Regions from separate parts of the Mus musculus genome. Here regions 2 and 3 are each linked to region 1. Evidence: chromatin loops called from intact Hi-C (ENCODE). Cell type or tissue: left cerebral cortex. All regions are shown on one strand.

What was found. Hi-C counts contacts between places; a loop is a spot of excess contacts. Peaks named below come from ENCODE experiments on the same cell type or tissue, not always from the same donor. Only the 100,000 strongest peaks of a DNase experiment are listed, where the experiment ranks them.
Region 2: it touches region 1 in a loop (2.8-fold over the local background); 7 of 42 quality-filtered maps call a loop at or near these places.
Region 3: a loop joins it to region 1, with 3 times the contacts of the local background. A loop is called at or near these places in 24 of 42 quality-filtered maps.

Annotation. Positions count from the first base shown.
Region 1 is chr6:67,183,658-67,191,657 of GRCm38, forward strand. It overlaps Gm38825 (a long non-coding RNA gene), which reads right to left and starts at 3,035. Exons shown (of 2, transcript XR_869158.2): 1 at 2,861-3,035. In left cerebral cortex, no CTCF peak of the experiment used is centred here; DNase peaks (open chromatin) are centred at 3,456, 4,165 and 7,033.
Region 2 is chr6:67,545,496-67,553,495 of GRCm38, forward strand. No RefSeq gene overlaps it. Among named protein-coding and RNA genes, the nearest start is that of Tacstd2, 14 kb to the left of the region's middle. In left cerebral cortex, a CTCF peak has its summit at 4,262; no DNase peak of the experiment used is centred here.
Region 3 is chr6:67,323,066-67,331,065 of GRCm38, forward strand. All of the region lies in intron 8 of Il12rb2 (interleukin 12 receptor, beta 2), which reads right to left. Among named protein-coding and RNA genes, the nearest start is that of Il12rb2, 49 kb to the right of the region's middle. In left cerebral cortex, no CTCF peak of the experiment used is centred here; a DNase peak (open chromatin) is centred at 919.

The DNA.
Region 1 (8,000 bases):
CTCTCCCCAGGAGGAACACGGGCAGCACCCAGGGTACTCAAAGAGGAGACCAGGAAGCACTGTGGACTCCCTATTTGGGACTTTGCCCTGCCTCCCCCTGGAGGAGTGTGGGAGACGCCTGGGCACATCTCAGCACAAAGGCAGGACACACAGTAGAACCTTCCCTCCTCCCGTTTCCGTCGAATTGACAGACACTGCAGCCTCTCAGAAAGCATTGCCTGCCCTGCTCACGCTCAGAGCAAAGCTCTTATGAAATAAGGCAAAGCTTTGCTTGGTATGGCAGGAGGAAGGACGGTTAGCGCCAAGACATACGTATGAGAAGATCAGTCTCCAGAGCATCAGAAAGAACACTGTTAGGTTTTGTATTACGGAGAAAACGCATGTCGGGTGACGGAACTACTTTCCTTGTTGCATCCTTAACTCGTTACTTTCCAGCCATCCTCATCATCAGTGAGTTCCTACACATCTGCCACAACATAATGAGCATCGTGGAAACAACTACCTTAGCAAAAGTAAGCTACAGAGATGATACCATTTCCTTTAAAGATAGTCCAATGCAGTCTTTGCAGAGCTCGAAAAAAAGCAATTCCAAGTATTTTTTGTGGAAACACAAAGGATCATATATAGATAAAGCAATCTTTTTTTTTTTTTTTTTTTTTTTGTTTTTTGTTTTTGGTTTTTTTCGAGACGGGGTTTCTCTGTGTAGCTGTTCTGGAACTCACTTTGTAGACCAGGCTGGCCTCGAACTCAGAAATCTGCCTGCCTCTGCCTCCCAAGTACTGGGATTAAAGACGTGCACCACCACCGCTGGGCTAGAGAAATCTTAAAGAGAAAGAACAAAGCTGCAGGTATCACACTTGAATTCAAACTATGATACAGTTTAACAGTAACAAAGAGAACCTGGTCCTGGCACAGAAAAAGACACACAGATCAACTAAACACAGTAGAGGACCCATACAGGAGTAAAACCACACAGCTAAAGCCACCTAATTTTTGACAGTCATCAAAAACATACAAAGGAGGAAAAAGAGCTTATTCAACAAATGTTACTGACAAGGCTAGACCTCTACTAACAGAAGAATGAAATTAGACCTATGCTCTCACCATGTACAAAGATCACTTCCAAGGAAATCTAAGACCTTGGTTCAAAACCTGAAGCATTGAAACCGCTAGAGGAAAACATGGAGATCACACATCAAGATAAGGGGTTTGAACAGGTCTCCAGTAACACAGGAAACAGTAACACATAGCGTTGCATGAAGTTAAAAAGTTTCTCCACAACAAAGGAAACTATCAGCAAAGTAAGCAAACAGCCCACAGAATGGGACAATACAGTTGCCAACTCTGCTTTGGATAGGGTACTAATGGCTAAAATGTATAAAGAGCTACAAAAATTCAATAGCAACACAAGCGAAGCAGCCAATCAACAAATAGGTTTATTGAGATGAATTTACTGTTCTCAAAAGGAAAAAGCACCAATAGCCACTAAGAATTCTTTTTAAATATTCAACATCAGAGAAATGCTAATTAAAACTTTGGGATAGCATCTCAGCCCTGCAAGAATGTTTGTCATCAAGGAAGCTGGGTCAGTGAAATGGCTCAGCAGATAAACTCCCTTGCTGCATAAGCCCGAGTTCCATCCCAGAAACTCCTGCTGAAAGACGAGCCCAAGCTCCTGAAAGTCATCTTCAACCTCCACATGCGTGTGCGGAATCTACACACCCACACTCTCATCCACACAGCAAACAAAAACTATCGTGTTAAGCAAATCAAGGGACTGGAGGAATGGCTCGGCACATATGAGCACTGGCTGGTCTTCCAGAGGACCTGAGTTTGATTCCCAGAAGCCACACAGTGGTTCACAACTACTTGTAACTACAGACCCAGGGCATCCAATGCCCTCTTCCAGTCTCTGCAAGCACCACACACACATGTGGTGTAAAGTCATATATGCAGGCAAAACACCCATACACATAAAATGAAAGAGAGAACTAACAGCAAGCGCTGATTAAGACATGGGGAGAGAGGAGCGTTTCCTTACTTCTGGGGGAGTGCAAACTAGCATCACCAATATGGAAATCGGTCTGGAGCTTTCTCAAAAAAATTCAAAAGAGAGCCACTGTGTACCTTGCACATATACCCAAAAGACTCCCTATACTACCCTAAAAACATTACATTGCTGCTCTATTCACAATAATAATAACAATGAAACCAGCTAGAAGCTTATCAACAGACAAATGGATGAAAATATGATATAGTATTGCATTTTACTCGGTCATAAAGAAAATTGCAGTTTTGAAATCGGCAGGAAAATGAACAACTTTGAAAAGCATTAGTTCAAGTGACCCAGGCTAAGAAAAGCAGAAAGCATGTGTTCTTTCTCACATGTGGATCCTAGTTCTTAATGTACTAATCTTTTACCCAGAAGCAGGAGTAAACGTGGGGAAAGTCTAGAAAACTAAAAAAGCCAAGAGAGGCTAAGAAGAGATGCAAAGAAGGGGGCGGTGGGGGGGGGGGAGCTCATGTGGCCTGGAAACATCCAGAGACTGGGAGAGAAGGCTATGAGCTAGGAATGAAGGTAGAGACAGGGCAAGAAGGACAACCAAGTTGTAAAATCCATAATGAGCGTGACACAGGGGTACAGGTCTTTAATCTCAGCAAGTGAATTAGTGTGTGTTCAAGGCCAGCCTGGTATGCATAGTAAGCTTTAGGGTAGCCAGGGCTCCAGTTTCTTCAAGGAAAGAAAACCAGAGTGATGCCTAGCATTTTATAAGCTAATTTAAACATATACAACAAACAAACCCAAACAAAACCAACAACAATATGTAGCATCAGTTAGAAGGAAGGAAAAGCCACTAACCTTCGAGAGGGAAATGCTGTGAGCTGTGAGCTTGGCAAGCCCTGTGCTGGTCACCAAGCAAGTTAGCTTTAACTCTCACAAACAAAGGGAAGAGCACACTCAGTGCCCATCTCACCAGAGCTCCTCCCAGGACTGCAGAGAGAATAAGCACTCACACAGTTAGATGGTAGGCAGTTTCTACAGGCTACAGACTTTGTTATCTGCTCTTAACATGCACGTTTCAAAACACTACTCTCATTCAACACTGCCTTATGGGAAGTGGTTTCAGAACTATTTTATAGGTGAAGAAATAAAAACTCAGAAATGTTAAGAGCCTTGTCCAAGTCCAGATATGCCCATCAGATGGTTTCATATCGAGATTTTGGGGGAAAAAGTAGAGGGGGAAAAATCATTGTAGCAGTATTAAATAGATACCGGAAACTAAACTTCGTAAAATAGAAGGAAAGGCTGGAGAACACCCACTAGGCTGAGCCCTTCAGAAAAGGCACCAGACACTGCCCTAGATCAGCAAGCTAGACTGCTATGCCAACTGCTGACTCACAGGACCAGACACTTCCATCTAGAATGGTGGCTTCGTGAGTGCAGCAGGACCCTGGATGGTTCCATTTTCATGCCTTTAATCCACTCTCATTTTGAGTCTTCTATGAATACATCTCAGTGGTGGGCGCTCTGACTCATACAGAACAAGTAAAGGGGACTGAGAAAGGTGGCTTTGCCTTTCAGACTCTGGATTCAGGAAGGATGAGGAGCGAGAGACAGCTGCTGAGCGACATTCTACCCGTCACTCTGCCCTCTGACAGGCCAGCCATCTGCTAAGAAGTCTTTGAGGGGATATCAATGGTGGGATCTCTCTTCTCCCTTTATTTGTTGTTTTGATATCTCTCCGGAGTAACCCAGGGAGTGAGTTCACTACTTCGTACCCCCTTTCCCTGGGCCTCGCTGGCGCTACCCCACACATGTGCTTTGACTCTATGGACTTCTGAGCTTCATTATCCACTTTCAGCTCTCCTGTCCAGCGTGCAGCTCCGCCACCACAGTAACTAATGGACTGGTGACCTAAGTGAGGCATTTTGTAAATGCTACCCAGCAGTGTTAGTGCTCATGAAATACTCTCTGCATGGAATTGTCAGGAGGATTAAATTAAAGAACGCAAGTATTTGTCTTTTTGTGCTGAGGGCAGAGCAGTGCAGTTATCACATCTGGGCCTGGACACTGGAGCCTGGCCCCTGATCTGATCATCTAAACTGCACCTCAGCCACAGTTTATCTCTGTGCTCCTACTTTATCACCCTCAAATCACAGAAACCATTGATTCATTGTCTCCCTCACTTCTCACAGGTTAGACAGCCTGTGATCTGGGCTGTAGTCCCAACATGTTACTCATTGACTGGCACATGGAAGCTTCAGTCCCTGACTACAGGATGCAGGCACATGTGTCTTAGGGGAGTTTATAGCCAGGCTGAATCTCCAGTAATGAAGATCCTGGCAGGTATGTGCTCCATCACAATTACAAAGAATAATGACCTTATTGACTTCCTTAAGGTTATTTTGTAAAATATCAAGGAATAACTGTCTCTTGAGGAGTAAACTCTTAGGAAATGATAGAGCTTGGGCCTACTCCTACATGGCTGGCATGGGAGAAAACAGAGAGGCAGTGCCTTTCACAGTGTTGAGGTTCACTAGATCCCCCACCGACCCCCACAAATAAACACTTCCTATGGAGTGTTCTCCTCTATACATTGCACTCTAGCATCTCAAAAACTCTTCAATCCTGACGTCAGATACTGATAGGTTCAAGGTTATCAGTACCAGGTACCTGATCAAGATTTACTGTATGGGAAAGGGTCAGCTCTCTGGAGCTTCTGCCAGTGAGGTTGACCTTTATGCCCTGAAGCATTGCCTCACCTCCAGGCCTTTGGGCAGACAATACCGCTGTTACACTGTCATGCCTCATGTGTGGACACTGGCAGCAAGCAGAGCTTGAAGGCTCACAGCCTCTCGCTTAAGGGTTTGACCTAGAACTTCTAACTTCAGGTAATGTGACAGGCACCACAAAGCAAGCACCTGACCTCAGACTTCCATGGCACTTGTCACATCCTAGTCTATTAACTGTGTCATATTGGGTGCATTATTGCCAGTCTGCCTGACCAGACCACTGGTTGTGAGACAGCCAGGGCCACGCCTGTTCTGTTCACAGTACTGTCCCCAGCAGCAGAACATCCAGGGGGTGAACAAGACGTAAACCTACTGCTTCTCAGTGTAGGAATGCCGAAAGGAAAGAATGAAAGGCACAGGAGAGATGGGGTTCTGTTCTTGGTGTGTAGTGACGATCTCACACCCTGAGCAGTTGAATAAAAGTTCCTGTTCTACTTTCCCATGAGTACCCTTCTTCACAAAAGGATCAGTTTTTTTTTTCTTTTTTCTTTTTTCTTTTTTCTTTTTTCTTTTTTTGGAATGGGGGAGAGGGTTTGGAGACTGTCGCACATTGTAGCTCTGTCTTGAAATTCTTTATGTAGACCAAGCTGGCCTTGAACTCACAGAAATCTGCCGTCCTCTGCCTCCTGAGTGCTGGGATTAAAGGCCCAGCTAGATTTGTCTTTCTTAAAAAGTGCTTCTCAGAAGGAAGAGGAGAATAATATGATCAAAATAGATTTTATAAAATTATCAAACAATTTTTTTTAAAGTTATGTTAAAAAAAACTCCACCCCTTAGCATGGTCCTGTTGCAGGAAAGTTGGATTGCTGAAAATGTCCTGGGGAACCCTGTCTGCCTTCTGTATCTGCTCTGAGACCTGTGTCTGCCCCACCCTCCCCAAGCCCTTGACACCAGGCATTCTGGGCCAGCTCACTACTCCTAGACTGTTCTGTCATATCCGGTCACATCCCAACCCGATGCCCTGATTTGTGAAGGACAGACATCATCTTACTTACACACCAATGACCCCAAATTCATAGCACATATTCCTCGTTTTAAAGTATATAATCCAATCACTTCTGGTACATCATTACACTCACCATCTTCTGCAACTATCATCCAGTTTCAGAGCGTTCATTACCTCCGAAACAGACCCTGGACTTGTGAAGCTGCTATGTTCCAGTACCTAGTTCCTGGCTTTCAGCTGCATGCCTCCGTAGGTCTCGATGCACACACCGTGTAACTGACCTTACAGGTCTCCATTTAAAGCTCACCTCTTCTACCATCTTCCTAACTGTGTTAGATCACTCTGAGCACCTTTGTACACCATTCTGAAATGCTTGCAGATGATACTCCATTTCTGCCTCTACTTTCTTTCTTTCTTTCTCAGTCTTGCCAGCTGACAGCTTGATGCCTAGCTCCATTTACAACATCTACTGCATCAGGGCAGAAAAGCTTCTTACACAGCGATGTTGATTACAAGGATAAGGTGGAGGTTCCAGTGTCTAGATTTCAGGACTGGCTCTGCTGTTTTCCAGCTGACTAAGCATGCGAAGATGAGTTACCTTCTCTGTGCCCCTGAGGCCTTTCCATGCAATGATAATGTCAGCAGACTACAGGCTGGAAAGCTGTGCCGAGGAAAGACACGTGGAAAAGCTTCCCAGTGCACAGTAATGTTTCATAAGTGTTAATTTGATTAATTCTTGATTATGAAAATAACTATCATGATGACATACATCATTTATAATAGGGGCTCAAGCATATGATGTGGGATATAGAGTAGGACCTCATACTACCTCATGCTTTGAAATTTGTGATCCTACTTTAAGAGGCAGACATGGGGCACTGCCCTGTGTAACTTCTGACATTCTTGGCTCAAGTAAGCCATTGGCTAAAGAAGATGGTTGAGATGCTCTCTGAAAGGCCTCTTGCTATCCAGGCAGAAAGCTTCATCTTGATCCGTGCGGATACTGGGCTGCCTTATTCTAAGTGGTCAGATGCTTTATGGAGAGAGTCCCAGGAGCCATATGTGTGCTATAGATTTTGACCTTGACTCCAGGAAGCAGCAGGAGTCAGCTCTGGAAAAAGCTTGTTTGTCTCTGTAATCCTCATTTTCTTATGAATAAACTAAGAACAGGAAGAGAGATGCTGGGAGAATTTAATGAAGTCATAGAGCTGAAGCAAATACAAGACCTGGGTCCTTAGAAAATTTTCTTTTTTCATCTTTGAAGCTCGAGTTACTCATCTGTAGAGTGAAGACGATGACGTTAGAATCCATCTGCTTGGTAATTCATGAGGATTCTTCCAGCTTAAAAATACACCGAGACGTATTAGGCTTCATTTATTTAAATATATTTTTTATTATGTTTATGTATGAGTGTAGGTATGTACATATGCATGTAAATGCCATTAAAACCAGAGAAGGGTGTCAGATCTCTTAGAGCCAGAATTAAAAGCAATTGTGAGACAATTAATGTGGGTGCCAAGAACCAAAGTCAAGCACGCTGGAAGAGCAGCAAGCACTGTTGGCTGAGACTGCTGAGCCATCCTTCAAGCCCCTATTTTCTTTGTTTGGCGTGTATGTGTGTGTGTGTGTGTGTGTGTGTGTGTGTGTGTGTGTGTGTGTGTGTGTGTTTATGCTCATTGGTGTGTGTAAACTGCAGAAATTTGAGTAGAGGTCACAGGACAACCTAAAGTTAGTTCTTCACCTTCTATCAGAAGCTCAGTCCCCTTTGCTGTCTTCTGTTGCTTATACCAGTCCTGTGTTTGCCTCCCACCTCCCCGTGGGAGGACTGAGGTGTCAGAGGGTACCACTTCTCACCTCCCCGTGGGAGGACTGAGGTGGGAGATGAACACTATTCTGCCTGACTTCCCTGTGAGTTCTGGAGACTTGGTCCTCATGTCTGCATGGTAAGTGATTTATCTACTGAAGCCATCTTCTCCCCAGCAAAATTTACTTATTTATGAAATAAGATCAGATTTGTAGCCCTAGCTACATTAGGCAACTCAGGCTGGTTTTCCTCCAGGGAGCCTCATGTTTCAGCCTCCGTAGTGCTGGAATTACAGGTCTGCGGTACCATATTAGCCATAAGAGATTCTGAGCCCAAATCATCAAGCTAGCCTGCTTCTGAATTCTTGACATAATAAATGCTCATTGTTTAAAACCAAACATCGAAACAACAAGAACAACAACAAAAACAACTAAGTTCTGAGGGCAATTTGCTATA
Region 2 (8,000 bases), 360 kb after region 1:
TTACAGAAACACAAATGTGATGAGACCTACAGCGGGACTTAGAGATGTGTGATATCACTCTTCATGGAACTAGACAGTTGCACACAAAGTTATACTGATACATCACTGAAGTCAATGTACTAGTAGAGCAGTGAGTATCCATCTATTATTAAAAGCACTACACAATTTTAATATACACCAATAATTTATTCTTGTTATAAGGACTTAGTGTACTGTGAATGCAGCAGAAATAACTTTTTGGCCTATGCAAAGGCAATGGGTTCTTAAGAATAACCATCTACTGTCTGCTGCTTAAAGAACACCTTAGCGAGGACCTATCCAGAGTTATGGCTCAGTGAAAGAGCACATGCTCAGAATATTCACAGCTCCATGTTCCAATTCTGTGCATCAAGTATGTGAATAAATAATTAAAAATTGATCCTGCCGGGCGGTGGTGGTGCACGCCTTTGATCCCAGCACTTGGGAGGCAGAGGCAGGCAGATTTCTGAGTTCGAGTCCAGCCTGATCTACAAAGTGAGTTCCAGGACAGCCAGGGCTATACAGAGAAACCCTGTCTCAAAAAAAAAAAAAAATTATCCTAGCAGTTTATCAAAGAGCCACATCAATGGATCTAAAGCCCTTCAATGGAAGCTAAATGTTCTTGACTGCAGTGACAGTTAAATAGTAATGTAAGCAGTCCCTTCCAAGTGTTATTCCTGAGTTTGTATGGTTAAAAGGTAGTCCCTTCCAAGTGTTTTCATTCTCTCTCTATTTAAATTGTGTTAAAACCCCACTGTTTATGTTGATTAAAGCCACTATCTATAACCACATGTACTGACACATCTTTCTAATACTTCTTTCCATGTCTCTGTCAGCCTGTAACACCAGCGCTCAAGATACACAGGTAAGAGAATTGCAACCTGGGGCCACACAGTGAGACACTGTCTCAAATACCAAAGATATTTATGTAATCATTTTATGTTCAAAACTTAAGAAATGTCCTTTATCACATACAATATTGCAAAGCCACACCTCTTAAAACATGAATGAAGTCATTTCAAGGACTCACATAGTATGACACCTACCATTTTTTTTCTACTGATTTATCATAGGTAGGTCTCAGTTTGAATGCCTTGTCTGCCAATAATGCTACAACGGTTATAGTTAGAACAATGTTTGGGTGTGGTCACTAGCTTATTTTGGTCAGCAGTTCCTTGGAGAAAGCTTCGTAGATACTCCACTGATTTGGATGGTCAACTGTGATGGGATGGATGCTTGTTGTGGCAGAAATCAAGTGCTAAAGAGGAACTGGGACACTTCACTTTTAACCTATAATTTTGGAACAAAAAGGTTTACTTTCAGAATGTTCTTGAACAGTCTCTGAGAAACACGGAAGAAGTACACGACTCTGGCTTACCTCTGTGTGAGGATCGGGTGTGGCGGCAGTCCCAAAGGCGCCAGGGACTGCAGCTAAGTCGTATGACTTGCACCTGACTTCCTCATATAAGCCACAAACATCTTGAGAGTTGCGCAGGTGTACCAGGATACCGGTGAATCCATTTTGATGGAGATATGCCCCTGCTGCCCTGATTAGCTGAAGCTGCGTGCCTGGTGAGGTGGCGTGGCCTGTTGTGCGTGGATGGGAACTGAGACTATTTAAGAGTGAGAGGCCCAGGGTTCGGGAGAGATATAAACAAGGGAGATATAAACAAGGGAGATATAAACAAGGGAGATATAGAGAAAGAAGAAATAGGACTGAATAAACGTGTGCAGAAGGATCCTGTTGCAGCGTCGTTCTTCCTGGCCAGTTGGGCGCGGGCAAGACCTCTGTATTCAGGAGCACCAGCAGTTTGGTAGCACAGATTGTCTCTTGTCAGCCATCCTACTGAAGTGCTACATAGACCAGACCATAACTTGGCTTGCTGGCCTTGATGTGTCCACCACATGAATGTTCCAAGTTAGAAAGACCAGCCCTGTAGCTAAGCGCATTAACCCAACTAGTCTATGGATATCTGTTAACCTAGAGTTTCAAAAGCAGGCAACAACTCAAATCAATGCCAGGAAAAAAAAAATTCAGATAGACAATAAAAACAGGTTTCTTCAGGGACAGTTTTATACTGTCTCCATCATTAAAAACCCAAGTAAACAAACTTGCCATCATTAGTCACACACATGTCCTGGTATCATTATATGATGCAAAAATGGAAACTGTTAACTAGCCATTTTCCTTTGAATGAATATCATATGAACCAAGGGTCACTGAGTCACTGGAATGTGGCATTATTTCTGGAAACCCCCATGTAGCCATCCTCTAGGTCAAGAGCCAGAACATGATCAGGACTTCAGAAGCCTTTCAGGGGCTCCTCTTCAGATGTTACCACTGTCTAACATTGAAAGCTGTAAATTAATTTTGTCTGTTTTTAAAAGATTTATTTATTTTATGTATGTGAGTACACCATTGCTGTTTTCACACACACCAGAAGTAGTCATCAGATCCCATTACAGATGGCTGTGAGCCACCATGTGGTTGCTGGGAATTGAAGTCTGGAAGAGCAGTCAGTGCTCTTAACCACTGAGCCATATCCCCAGACCTAATTTGGTCTACTTTTGATTTTTATATAGTACATCAGTTCTGCAGAAGCACTTGTGTACTTTTAATTTTTACCTAGTACCGGTTGGAACAACCTTAGTTTCTAATTTCCAGACAACAGCACACAGTTAACGCATTTGCTAACTTAGCATTATTTTCAACACTGAAATAGCCAGGCACTAGCTGAATAAAAAGTAGTGATACCCAAATCTATTCTAGGTTCATTCAACAATGCATCCTCCCTCTCAAAGCTCTCTCTCATCCTCTCACCATCACTTCACTCCCATGCCAGGAATTAGCTGCATCGCTTGAGACTGAAAAACACTTACCCAACTAGGAGAAGGCACTCGACTTGCATGGCCCAGGTTCTGTCCAGGAAGACTGGAGTAGCAGCAGTCACTGTCCTTAAAATTCATGAGGGTCATTGAGGGCTGCTGTCTGCCCCCCTAACGTTACTTTCCCAGAGGAACTCTTTCCCACAGGGCTGTGACAACTTGAAAGCAGGACTTTGTTCAGTTCTTAGCAAAGAAAGCTAAAATGTATCTGATATCCCACCCTCTTCTTTTTGCATAGGTTCTAGTCAACACCAATACAGAGCAACGCAATGTGTTTGCTCACCAGATCGGATAGAAAATTACTTAAAATATTAAACTTAGAGAATGCTAAGTTAATAGGAGAAAACTTTCTACTCAATGCATGTTTTTTCTTCATTGCTTCTGTGTCACTTCTGATATGAACACATATAGATTAATTATTTTTAATTTTTTGTTTTTACTTTATGTGTAGGAGTATTTGTCTGAAAGTATGTGTGTGTGACATGTGGTTGTAATGCCCAAGAAGTCTAGAATTGTGCATCAAATTCCCTGAAAATTGGAGTTTTAGACATTTGCGAACAGACATATCAGTGCTGGAAAGAGACCTTGAGATCCTCTGCAAGAACAGCAAGTGCTCTTAACCACTGAGCCATCTGTCCAGCTCCAGCAAAGGTATAAGTAAAATATGGCTTGAGTACACATAAAAAAACTAAGTCACCAGTAGTACTGCTTTTTTATTTGTGTGTGAGTGTCTATAGTATTTATGTACCTATTGGCATATGAGCCCTCATACACATGTGAATATGATCAGTCTCGCCAAATCAGTGAGCTCCAGCTTTAGTGAGAGACCCTGTCTCAAATAAGGAAGAAAACGATAGAGAAAAACTTCATGTTAACCTGTGCCTTGCATACCCTGACATTTTTGCTCTAAGAAGCTAGAGAGACTTGATGGTGTGGAGTGGGGTAAACCACAGTTCTTACTGGTTAACTAAGGCGAATATGAAAACGGACAATGAAATCAGTCCTTCAGCTCACAGACTTTGCACAAAAGTTTCTAACGTATTTTTGGCAGCTGTGCCTATTGCTATTGATGTTCCTAGTGGGTTATGATAGGGGACTGAACTGGTTCTGGCACAGTGAGCTAGTAGTTAGTCATTTAAGCTGTGCATCCCAGCTAATACTCAGAATTCCTCACCTGTTAGTTTGTCATTCTCATTATCAACTAACAAGTCCCAGTCTTCTGGAATATAAGCAATTACATAGTATGTGAATATAAGCATGGCACAGTTCTACTAAGAATGGTCACTGTAAGATACATATAAAATGTTCAAGCAAAGTACAGGGCCCAAAACGAACTGTGGCTCCACCTCTTGGATGCCTGAGCAAATTGCATTCCTGAGTCATGGAAGGCTAAGGGAAAGGGAAGTGGAATCTAATCCACTGAAAGCAACAGGAAAAGTTACAGCTGACCATGGAAGGGAGAGCTCCAGGAACCTTGTAAATCCCATTTCAAATTTTAATTGTTTTCCACCATAACTTAAAAATGAAACATCTTTATTCACTTTTGGAAAAAAAATATGGAGAAATTATCACTCTGTGGTAAAGCTGACATTTGACCTTTGACATTCTTTTACTTTGACTCTCACATGTGAGCTGTTGTTACCAAGTTTCCTTAGATGCATTTAGGACAAGTTCAAGATTATGTGTACATAAATAGAAATACTCAAGATGTGAATTTAGTAGCAGATGTTAAGGAGCAGACATAAAAATAGGACAAATGAAATATCAATGGCAGCTTCCCAAAACAAAACAAGCAAAGAAGCAAACAAAAACCACTGGCCATTTCCATTTACTGTGGAGTCCAGTTTTAGAGGAACAGCTTTAGAACCCATGGAATGTGGCCCAATAGTTAGCATGACCGTGCTTGTCCCTGAGAGAGTCAGATCCCTGAGGACTAAGTGTCCTGAGGACTTCATGTTGTCATGGAGCATAGCTCTGCTTGTGGTACTCTCAGTCTTCACATCCTTCCTAATCTAAGTGTTGTGTGAAGATTCTAAGGGGGCTTCTAGCCCCTCACTGGGCGACATCATCCGCACTCACAATAAAAGTGCGTGATCTTCCTCAAGCCTTACTGTTAGAACAGGTAAAAGGTTCAGTCGTCACCCTAGGAAAGACCTTCAAAATGTATATTGTCAGCAGTGACCACCACCCTTAGAAAGAATTTGAAAAATTAAATTGTTAGTGAGGTTATGTTAAGATGTTTTCGCTAGTGACATTGAAGTAGAAAATCTTAGAAAGCAATCTGAAGTTCATTCAGAAAAATATACTCTTGATAGTTGAGCTGGGAGATTTTGAGGTTAGGAAACAACAGTGGTCTTCTTCTTCTTCTTCTTCTTCTTCTTCTTCTTCTTCTTCTTCTTCTTCTCCTTCGTGGGCATTTTTAAATTAGTGATTGATGGGGGAGGTCCCTGACCATGGTGGTGGGGTCAATCATGGGTTGGTAGTCCTGGGTTCTATTAGAAAGCATGCGGATCAAGCCAGTAAGCAGCACCCCTCCATGGCCTCTGCATCAGCTCCTGTCTCTAGGTTCTGCCCTCTTTGAGTTCTTGTCCTGACTCCCTTCAACGATGAACAGGGACTTGGATGAATAAGCCAAATAAACCTTTTCCTTCCCAAGTTGCTCTTAATCATGTTTCATCATAGCAATAGTACCCCTAACTAGGACACTGCGGATGAAATGGTTGGCAGACAGCAGGGTTAGTGCCAGAACATTTGGGTAGAAACCCTGTTTGGCAACTATCAGATTTCTTAAATTTTTTTTAATGGTATATTAGAGAGTTGACAGCTTTATTTATAATCAGGGAGATTCTAAAATTAGCTCCATCCAGCCAAAAGTAATATCTCTGACAACACAGATTCCTATTATTCTGTTAGTAGTGTAGAAACATGCTGGCATCCAGACAGCTGCTGAATAATTTAACAGTAAAACTAGAAAAATTTACTGAGAGGCATGTAAAGTCCTCACTTTTTTATTTAGATTTCTACATTTTATGTGTGCTTTCCTGCCTGCCTGCATGTATGTATACCATGTGATTGCTTGGTGCGCTCAGAGGTCAAAAGAAGGTGTCAAGTTCCCTGGAAGTGGGACTACAGATGATTGTGAGATACCATGAGGGCACTAAGAATGGAACCGAAGTTCTCTGCAAGAGCAACAAGTATTCTAAACTGCCAAGCCTTCTCTCCAGACCCCACCCTTTTTAGAAGGATCTCACTATGTAGCCACGGCTGGCCTTTAATCCCAACATAGACAAGGCTGGCCTCATAGACAAAGTTAGCCTCAAACTTAAAGAGATCCATCTGTCTTTGCTTTCTGAATGCAGGAGTTAAAACTGTGTGCTACCCAGTAGAGCTGGTCCTGGTTGCAGGGGGTTTGCAGATGAGTTAGCAGCAAGTGTGTCTGCCATTTGGTGGAACAGGTGAAGAAGAAATAACCCCTACCCCAACCCTTGCCACTTGCAACTGTCCAGAGTGCTGGCACCAGGATCATGAGAGCAGAAGAACAGGCCCTGCACCTCTCCTGGGCATCACAGAGGAGCTAGCCCTGGTGTCAGGGTGGAGGTGGGGATGAGCTGTCCCTGAAAGCATGAGCTTGGGAGATGTGACCCAGCCACTTGTTTCTCATGAAGTGGTGTAGGTTAGGGAGCTCTGCCCTTACCCTTTTCCACCTATGGCAGGTCCTATGGCCCTGAGGTCATGAGCTGTCCCTTTCCTCACCAGCTACAGCACTCAGGACATCAGGGCCTGTATCTTGCCTGAGCAACACAGTAGACCTTGCCCTGCTGGTGTGGGTGCAAGTGAGCCAACCCCCAGGACATGAGAGTAGAAGAGCTGGCTTTGCCTCCTGCTGGATGCAGCATTGAGTGAGAGAGCTGACATAGGGCTTGCACTGATGGTATGGATGCAGAATGACAGGCTGATCATCTCAGCGACTACTCATGCTCAAATACAGGGCTTTGAGTTGGCCCACCCCACCATCTATCCCATTTGTGAACTGCTGAAGCATGGAAAGGGACTGGTTCTATAGATCCAAAGCTGCAGTGTCTCCATGACACAGGGTAATAACAGGATATCTAAGAGGAGTCCTGATGAGGATCCAGTATTGGTCACATAGCAGAAATCAGAGGCCTCGAACCTAACCAAAGACTCTCACTGCAATGATGAACATTTGCAAGTAAAAAAGTGTGGACAAAAGAGTATTCTGTGGGCCACATTGTCACACACTACAGCTTCCACCACAATTAGATGTTTTTGTCCCCCCACCCCTTTTGGGGCGTTTGCAATGCCAGAGGGAAGATACAAAGGGCTGGGGAGAAGAGTGGGATTGGAATGCATAATGTGAAATTCACAAAGAATCAATCAAATGTTAAAGAACAGTGTATACTGCTACTCCTGCCCCCAAATGGGAGGCTTTCACATATCCCAAGCTCATTATGTAGCAAGGAATGACTTTGAACTCCTGATTCCCTGTCTCTACCTCTTCAGTACTGGAACTATCACCATCACACCTGATTTCTGCAACACTGGAAATGGAGTCCAGAGCTTCATCCATGGTAGGCACACACTCTACCAGCTGAGCTACATTGGAAGCCTCATGTATTCTTTAATTGGATCAACAGGACACTAGCTCCTGTCCTAAGATAAACTCTACTTTTCAAAAAACAAAAATTGAGGAACAAAGTTAAAAACACAACATGGAATTGCTGGAAAAATAATTCCGGCTCAGTATAATATCACATACATGAAACTAGCATTCTGGAATTGAGGTGAGAAGATTGAGAGTTCAAACACATCATCAGGAATAAAAACAGGAAAGAAGGGTAAGTGTTGAGATCAGTAGGTGAAGCAGAAAAATGACACAATTTTAAGTGCAGTGTTTACTTAGTGCTGCTAACTAAGGATTCATAAGTAAATAAAATTTGTTCAAAAATAATTTGCACATTGCAAGTTAAAGATTATATTTATTGACTAGAGAGAGGTTAAGAATACTTGTTGCTTTTCCAGATGACCCAAGTTTAGTTCCCAATACCCATGTCAATGCCTCAAAACTGCTTGTAACT
Region 3 (8,000 bases), 140 kb after region 1:
AATGAAATGATTGCGGTCCTAAGAGGGAACTTTGTAGTTTTAAGTGCCTACATTAAAAAAAAATCAAAGAAACTAAAATGAATAATTTAAAAATAAATCTTAAGGATTTGGAAAAACAAGAACAAGCCAAACCTAAAAGTGATAATCGGGAAGAAATAATTAGTAGTAGTGATAAAGTTAATAAAATAAAAATGAATAAAAAACACAATACAAAGAAACACTATGTTGCAAACCAAATTCAAGAACGTATAAAAATGATCATTTACCTTGGTCAAGTAGCATTTATTCCAGAGATTCGGAAATTGCTCAGTAAACAAAACCTAATAAATGTTATAAATTATATAAAAGGGCTTGAGGACAGAAACCACAGTCATCCCAATAAAGGCAGGAAAGGCTTTTGACAAAATACAGCATCCTTTCTGTTAAAAGCTCTGAAGAAATTTGAAATGGAAGAAAAATGTCTTACACATTACAGGGTATATATAAGACACATCCACAGCCGACATTATGTTTAAAGTGAGATAGCTGCAAACAAGGCAAGCATATCTACTTAATCCACTCATATTCAATATAGTGTTAGAATATTAGCTAAAACAAACAAATAAAGTGGAAATTTCTGGTTTCTTTGGAGACTTGGTTGTGTCATGTGGTGTTTTTCTGGAAGCGGTCTTATGAGAGGATGTTTTGCTGAGGCGGACACTTGAGAGGACATGTGATGTTCAGAAAGCGTATAAGTAGAACCCTACAGGCAGTGAACGGCACTCCTGCATTGATTTATCTTGTAATGCTTTGCTGGTCACTTGTTGTGACTTCATAGAGAAAAAAATGCCAAAGAATTTCTTGTGCTATTCTGGATGCTTCTTGCTGCTTCCAGGGACTAGTGCTGATTTGGCAGAGCCTGAAAGTTTTTTTCTGGATTAAGCTGTTACTACTTATGCGTGGTTGGTGTTTGCTGACTGGACTGGACTGCCACTACTGACTCATGTGTGGAGTTGCCCCAAAGAACTAATTCTAAACAGTTCCACATCTCCTGTCTTCTAGTAACCTTTCCTCTCCCCTGCCTTTGGTTAGTGGGCTATAAGGGAGATTGAAGCATTTAAGAACCATTATTAAAGCAGATCTTGAAAAGTCTAAGCCTGGAAAGAAACAACAAGAGAAGAAAATAAAAGGAGTACAAATAGTAAAGTAAGAAATTAAAGTATATCTATTTGTAGACTGTCTGATTGTATGTATGAGAGCCTAAAAATTCTATCAGAAAACATTTAGAACTGATAAACTCTCATGAAATTGGCCAGATACAAAAGCAACACACAAAAGTCATTAGCTTTCCTATGTATCAATGATGGGCAAACTGAAAAAAAAAAAAAAAACAAAAAACAAAAAACCAAAAACCAGGGGAATAATCTCACAATAAATAAAAGAATAAACTAAGGATGTAAAAACTTTAACTTTTAAAATTACATTTTATTTATTTATTGTGTATTCATTAGCTTGTGTATTATAGGTGAGTATACTATAGTTTATGTATGGTGGCTAGTGCCCAACTTGTGAGAGTCAGTTCTTTCCTCCAATATGTGGCCCCAAGGATAAAACTAAAGCCATCAGGCCTGACAGTAGGCACTTTCACCCACCAAGCTCTCTCACTCTCTTTATAATGAAGACTTTAAAACACTTAAGAAAGAAATTGAAAAGGACACTAGGCTTCCCGTGCTCATGGATCAGACAAACCAATATTGTAAAAATGGTCATTTTACCAAAAGCAACCTAAAGATTCAGTGCAATACCATCAAAAATTCCAGTTGCATTCTTCACAGAAATATAAAAAACAAATCTTGAAATTCCTATGAAATTAAACAAGAGACCTTACAGAGCCAAACAATCCTGAGCAACATGAATCCTGCTCAAGGCATTGCCCAAGCTGATTTCAAGGTAGTTTATGGAGCCACTGTGATAAAAACAGCATGGTGTTAGTGCAAAAACAGACATGCAAATAAACAGAATAGAATAGAGGACCCCGAGGCCTGGCAAAATGACTCAGTAGATAATAGCACACACTACTCTTGTGGAAGACCCAAGTTCTGTTTCTAGCATGTATATAAATGGTTCAAGACCACCTGTAACTCCAGCTCCAGGGGATGTGTCTTAGGGTTTCTATTGCTGTGAAGAGATGCCATGACCACAGCAACTCTTATAAAGGAAATCGTATAATTGGGGGCTAGTTTATAGTTTAGAGGTTTAGTCCATTCTTGTTTGGTCCATTTTTGTTGGGAAGCGCGCTAGCATGCAGGCAGACATTGTATTTGAGAAGGAGCCAGGAAGACTAAACTGTCACATTGGACCTGGGAAGCCCATTCTTAGTGATACATATCCTCCAACAAAGCCACACCCACTTCAACAAGAGCACATCTCCTAATAGTGCCACTCCCAAGGAGCCTGTAGGGGCCATTTTCCTTCAAGCCACAGGCTCTGAAGCTTTCTTCTAGCCTTTCTGAGCATTCATTACAGTCTTGATCTACACACAAACATGAACACACACATCCATACACACACACACATACACACACACACACACACATACACACACATAATAAAAAATAAAAATAAAAATATTTTGTAAAAGAAAAAGAATAGAGGACCTAGGTACAAGTCCATGTAACTAAAATCACCTAAATTTTGATCAAGATGCCAAAAAATACATACATATTGGGAAAAGACAGCTTCTTCAACAATGGGTATAGGAAAATTGGATATCTATGTGCAAAAGAAAAAGAACCCCCAAGTTACTGTCTCACCTTATACAAAAATTGACACTAAATGGATCAAGGACCTCAAGACCCAAATCTCTGAAAATGCCGAAGGAGAGAATACGATTTTATGAGTAAGACTCCAGTTGTGTAGAAGATATGGTAAACGGTGAATAATTGGGTTTTCAGGAAATTAAAATGCTCTGTGCAGCTGCCAAACAAGTGAGAATGTAGCCCATATAATGTTCGCTAGTCATACATCAGACAAGAGATTTATATCTTGAATCTACAATGAACCCAAGAAACTCAACATTGGGTACGATATAATGTCAAACATCTTTAATGCCAGCATTCTGGAGTGAGAGGCAGGCAGAACTCTGTGAGTTTGAGACCAGCTGGTCTATATAGTGAGTTATAGGCTAGCCAAGGCTACATAGAGAGACCCTACCTAAAAATCTAACAAACAATTAAAGAGGAACATGGGAGGGAAGGGAGTTTGTGTGGGTTAACTGGAACTAAGGATGTATGAAAAACTCCCATAAAAACCCACTACTTTGTAGGCTAATTAAAAAAATATGACATTTTTTGAAAAAAGGACCTTGAACACAGGTGCTCTGCCTGGGTGGCAATGTTTCCATAGAAGATATTTATTAAATAAAAATCTCAGTGCCAGGTACAGGGTATTTCCCCATGAGTTATTGGATAGAAGTTCCCCCAAATAACTCTCCCCAAACAACACAGGCTATTGACATTGCTATTGTTCTTGGTTGCTCACCAGAATTAAATGGTAAGAAATGAAATACTTTGCTTATAGGACATAGAGAAATCAAACAGGAACTGACTTGAAAAACGTGTTCCTTGCTGACCAATGTTCATAGTGTTGGAAGGTGCTGTGCACACAGCTGTGAAGAAAAGCCTGCATGCTACAAGACATGTTGGGATGACATGTCCACTGGTGAAACAGTGACTTGAAGGTTATGGGGCAACCAGCCACTTGGGGATGAGATTTGAGCCCTGTTACACAGTAGGAACGTATGCCTGATACTGTAAACCTGGACAGAAACCCATGGTTGAGGTGACCAAAGGCCCTAGAGAGACCCTACTATTGCTGCCTTGCTCGATGGACATGATGTTAAACTAGCTTCTAAATATTTAAACACAGATTAGTGCTGACTAAAACTTGTCTAGAGAAGTATCTCTCTGCAGTGGTCAGCAGCTAAAGTACTGAAAACAAGTTACTCTTGAGTATTCAACTCTAACGGGGACATCTATATCAGATGCATATCCGGGACTCAGAAAACACTGCAGAAGAGGGTGTAGAAAGAATATAAGAATTTCCTCAGTTTCTGTTGTTATGTCCCTCTTTAGAAGGGGGAACAAAATACAGGAGGAACTATAGAGACAAAGTGTGGAGACAGATGGCAATGCCATCCAGAGACTGTCCCACCTGGGGAAACATCCCGTATACAGTCACCACACCCAGACACTATTGTGGATGTCAAGAAGTGCATGCTGATAGGAGCCTGATACAGCTATCTCCGAGAGGCTCTGCCACAGCCTGACAAGTACAGAGGCGGATGCTCTCAGACAACCATTGTACTGAGCATGGAATCCCCAGTGGAGGTGTTAGAGAAAGGACTGAAGGAGATGAAGGGGTTTGCAACCCCATAGGAAGAACAACAATATCAAACAACCAGACACCCCCACCCCCACCCCCATAGTCTTCATGATCTTCCAGGGACTAAACCACCAACCAAGGAATACACATGGAGGAACCCATGGCTCCAGCCACATATGTAGCAGAGGATGGCTTTGTCAGGCATCAATGAGAGCAGAAGCCCTTAGTCCTGTGAAGGCTCCATGCTCCAGTGTAGCAGAATGCCAGGACAGGGAGGTGGGAGTGGGTAGGTGGGTGGGGGAACACCCTCATAGAAGCAGGGGGAGGGGGAAAGGGATAGAGGGTTTTCGGGGGGGGGTACTAGGAAAGGGGATAACATTTGAAATGCAAATAAAGAAAACATCCAATAATAATAATAATAATAATAATAATAATAATAATAATAATAAGACTATAAGAGCCAGTGGATGAGATGAATTCTGTGAAACTCTGTGTTCTGACTACAATATGCTCATCGTACTCATGAAGTCATTATAGTGACCTGCACAAGACATGTAGAAGATCAACCTCAAGCCAACAATATCAGTCAATTGTGGATTTATTGGGTTACAAAAAGAAAAAAAGAAAAAAAAAGGAGAGGACATGAAGTGGGGAGAGAGATGTGATGGGTTCCTGAGGGAAGTGAGAAAAGGGACTTGAGGACTGACAAGATCATGATACACTGTTTGCATGTATGAAAATTTCAAAGAATAAATAAAAGATATTCTACTAAAAAGAAATTGGTGAGATTAACTTAATACAGTATTTTCTTTAATCTAATATAGCCAAAATATTACTTTAACACCCAACAAATTTTAATGTTGAGAATTAAAAAAATGAATCAATAGAGTTGGTTATTTGATAAGATAAATTATAATGAAAAATCTTTAGTCAAATTAATCAAAAGAAATAAAAATTCAAATAATAGGATTAGAGAATAAAAAAAGACATGGCAGGAAATACCAACGAAATGCAGAAAATCATAAAGCTATATCTTTAAAAGCTACATCCCACTAGATTGGGAAAAAAGGGAAATAGATAACTTTCTAGATGTCTACGAACTACAAAACTTAAACCAAGATAAGAGAACTAATTTTAACAGACCTGTAACAAACAATGAAAATGGAGCCATAATTAAAAACGATCCAGGTTCATATGGACTCATTGTAAAATTCTACAAGGCTTTAAAAAAGAACTACCACCAATACTTTTAAAAATTATTCTGTAAAATGAGAGGGAAAGGAAGATTCTAAACTACAAAGCCAGTTTATTTTAATAGCAAACACAGTAAAGACATAATAACAAAAGAAAAGTATATGACAACTATAGAGCAATCTCTCTGATGAACATAAATGTAAAAATTCTCAACAAGATATTTTTATTTTACACTGTGGCTGTCTTCAGACACAGCAGAAGAAGGCATCAGATCTCGTTACAGATGGTTGTGAGCCACCACATGGTTGCTGGGATTTGAACTCAGGACCTTTGGAAGAGCAGTCAGTGCTTTTAACCGCTGAGCATTCTCTCTAACCCACAAAATATTTTTAAACAGAATACAACAAAAATGTCATTAGTCATGATCAAGTTGGCTTTATACCAGTGGTGCAAGGATTGTTCAACACATGCAAAGGAAAGAAATTAGATGATCACTGCCATAGATGCTGAAAAGGCATTTAAAATTCTGGAGAATATTGAGATAGAGAAAAAAAAATTCAACCTGACAAAGGTTGCATATGCAATCCTATTAAGATCATGAGCACAGACATCTTCAAGTTATAACTGGAGTAATAGACAAGAGAAGGAAAGTAAAATAAATACAAGTAGGAAAGGAAGAATTCAAAATTCTCTATTTGCAGATAATATAGTTCAGTACATAAGATAAAGAGTCTACAAGAAAAACCCCTGGAGCTAATAAACATTTTCAATAAGGTGGCTGGATACAAAATAAATATGAAAATCAGTACCCTTCTATGGTGGTTTATATAGGTTTGGTCCCCATAGATTCATGTATTTGAGGGCTTGGCCCACGGGGTGTGGCACTATTAGGAAGTGTGGCCTTGTTGGAGGAAGTGTTTCAGTGTGGGGGTGGGCTTTGAGGTCTCCTAGTGCTCAAGCTCCTCCTAGTCTGGAAGAGCTTCCTCCTGGCTGCCTGAGGAAGACTGTTTCCTCCTTGGTGCCTGCAGATCAAGATGTAGAACTCTCAGCTCCTCCAGTACCATGTCTACCTGCATGCTTCCATCCTTCCTGCCATGATAATGGACTGAACCTCTGAAACTGTAACCAGCCCCAATTCAATGTTTCTCTTTATAAGAGTTGTCTTGATTATGGTATCTCTTCGCAGCAGTAAAACACTAACTAAGGCATCTTCCTATATACTAATGGGAATCATTCTGAGAAAAAAAATCAGGAAATTAATCCACTTATAATAGCTTCAGAAACAAAATAAATAAAACCCCACAAACTCATCTTGGAATAAATTTAAGGAAGGAAACAATAGACCTTTACAAATGAAAACTCTTAAAACATGGAAGAAAGAAATTGAGGAGTACACTAGAACTGACAAATGGAATCTTATAAAATTAAAACACTTCTGTATAGCAAAGGAAACTGTAAATTAAGCATCAACGGGGGTGGACAGGAGAAAAATTTTGCCAGCTACACATCTGACAGAGGGTACAAAGAGAGCTAATACAAACAAACAAACAAACAAACAAACAAATACACAAACAAACAAGTAAATAAAATCTAAACATCATAAAAACATTCACAAAATGAGCTATGGAACTGAGCAGGGGGCTAATACATATTTTTAAAAAAATGTTCAACATCCTTAGTCATCAGGGAACTACTGACTAAAACTACTTTGAGATTCTACTTTACCACTGACACAATGGCTCTTATCAAGAAAACAGAGAATAACAATTGCTAGTGAGAATGTGGGGCAAGGGGACTTCTTTCATCACTGTTGTTTGGAGAGTGCCAGGAGCCATCTAGGGGACAGGAGAGTAAACTGGGACAGTAACTATGGAAATCAGTATGGGGCTTTTCCCATAGAGGTGCACTAAAGCTGCCTTTGACTCAGCTGGATCACTCCTAGACATGTGCTCAACGTGTCTGCCTTATGGCAGGCACACTGGTACATCCACATGGAATTAGCCTAGATGTTCATCAACAAATGAATGGATGGTGAATATGTGCTGTGCATAACACACACACACACACACACACACACACACACACACACACACACAAATGGAAAATTCCTTAGCTACAAAGAATATTATAATTGAAGGAAAAAAATGAATGGGGTTGGAAAATATACTAAGTGAAATGAAAAGTCCAGACCCAGAAAGACAAACATCTCATGTATTTTTTTTTTGGTATGTGGATTCCAAGTTTGATTTTTTTTTTTATTTCAGTATTTAAGCTGGAATGGGAATCTGCCGAGGCTCAGATGCAAGAAAAGGGTCATGCAGAGGCCTGAGGGTGGAGGTAAGAGGCTTTCTTAGGGAATAGTATAATTCATATGATATGAAGATTGAGATGGGAATACTGAGCAAGGGAGTCTAAACAGGGATAGGGTGGAGAGATGGGAAAAA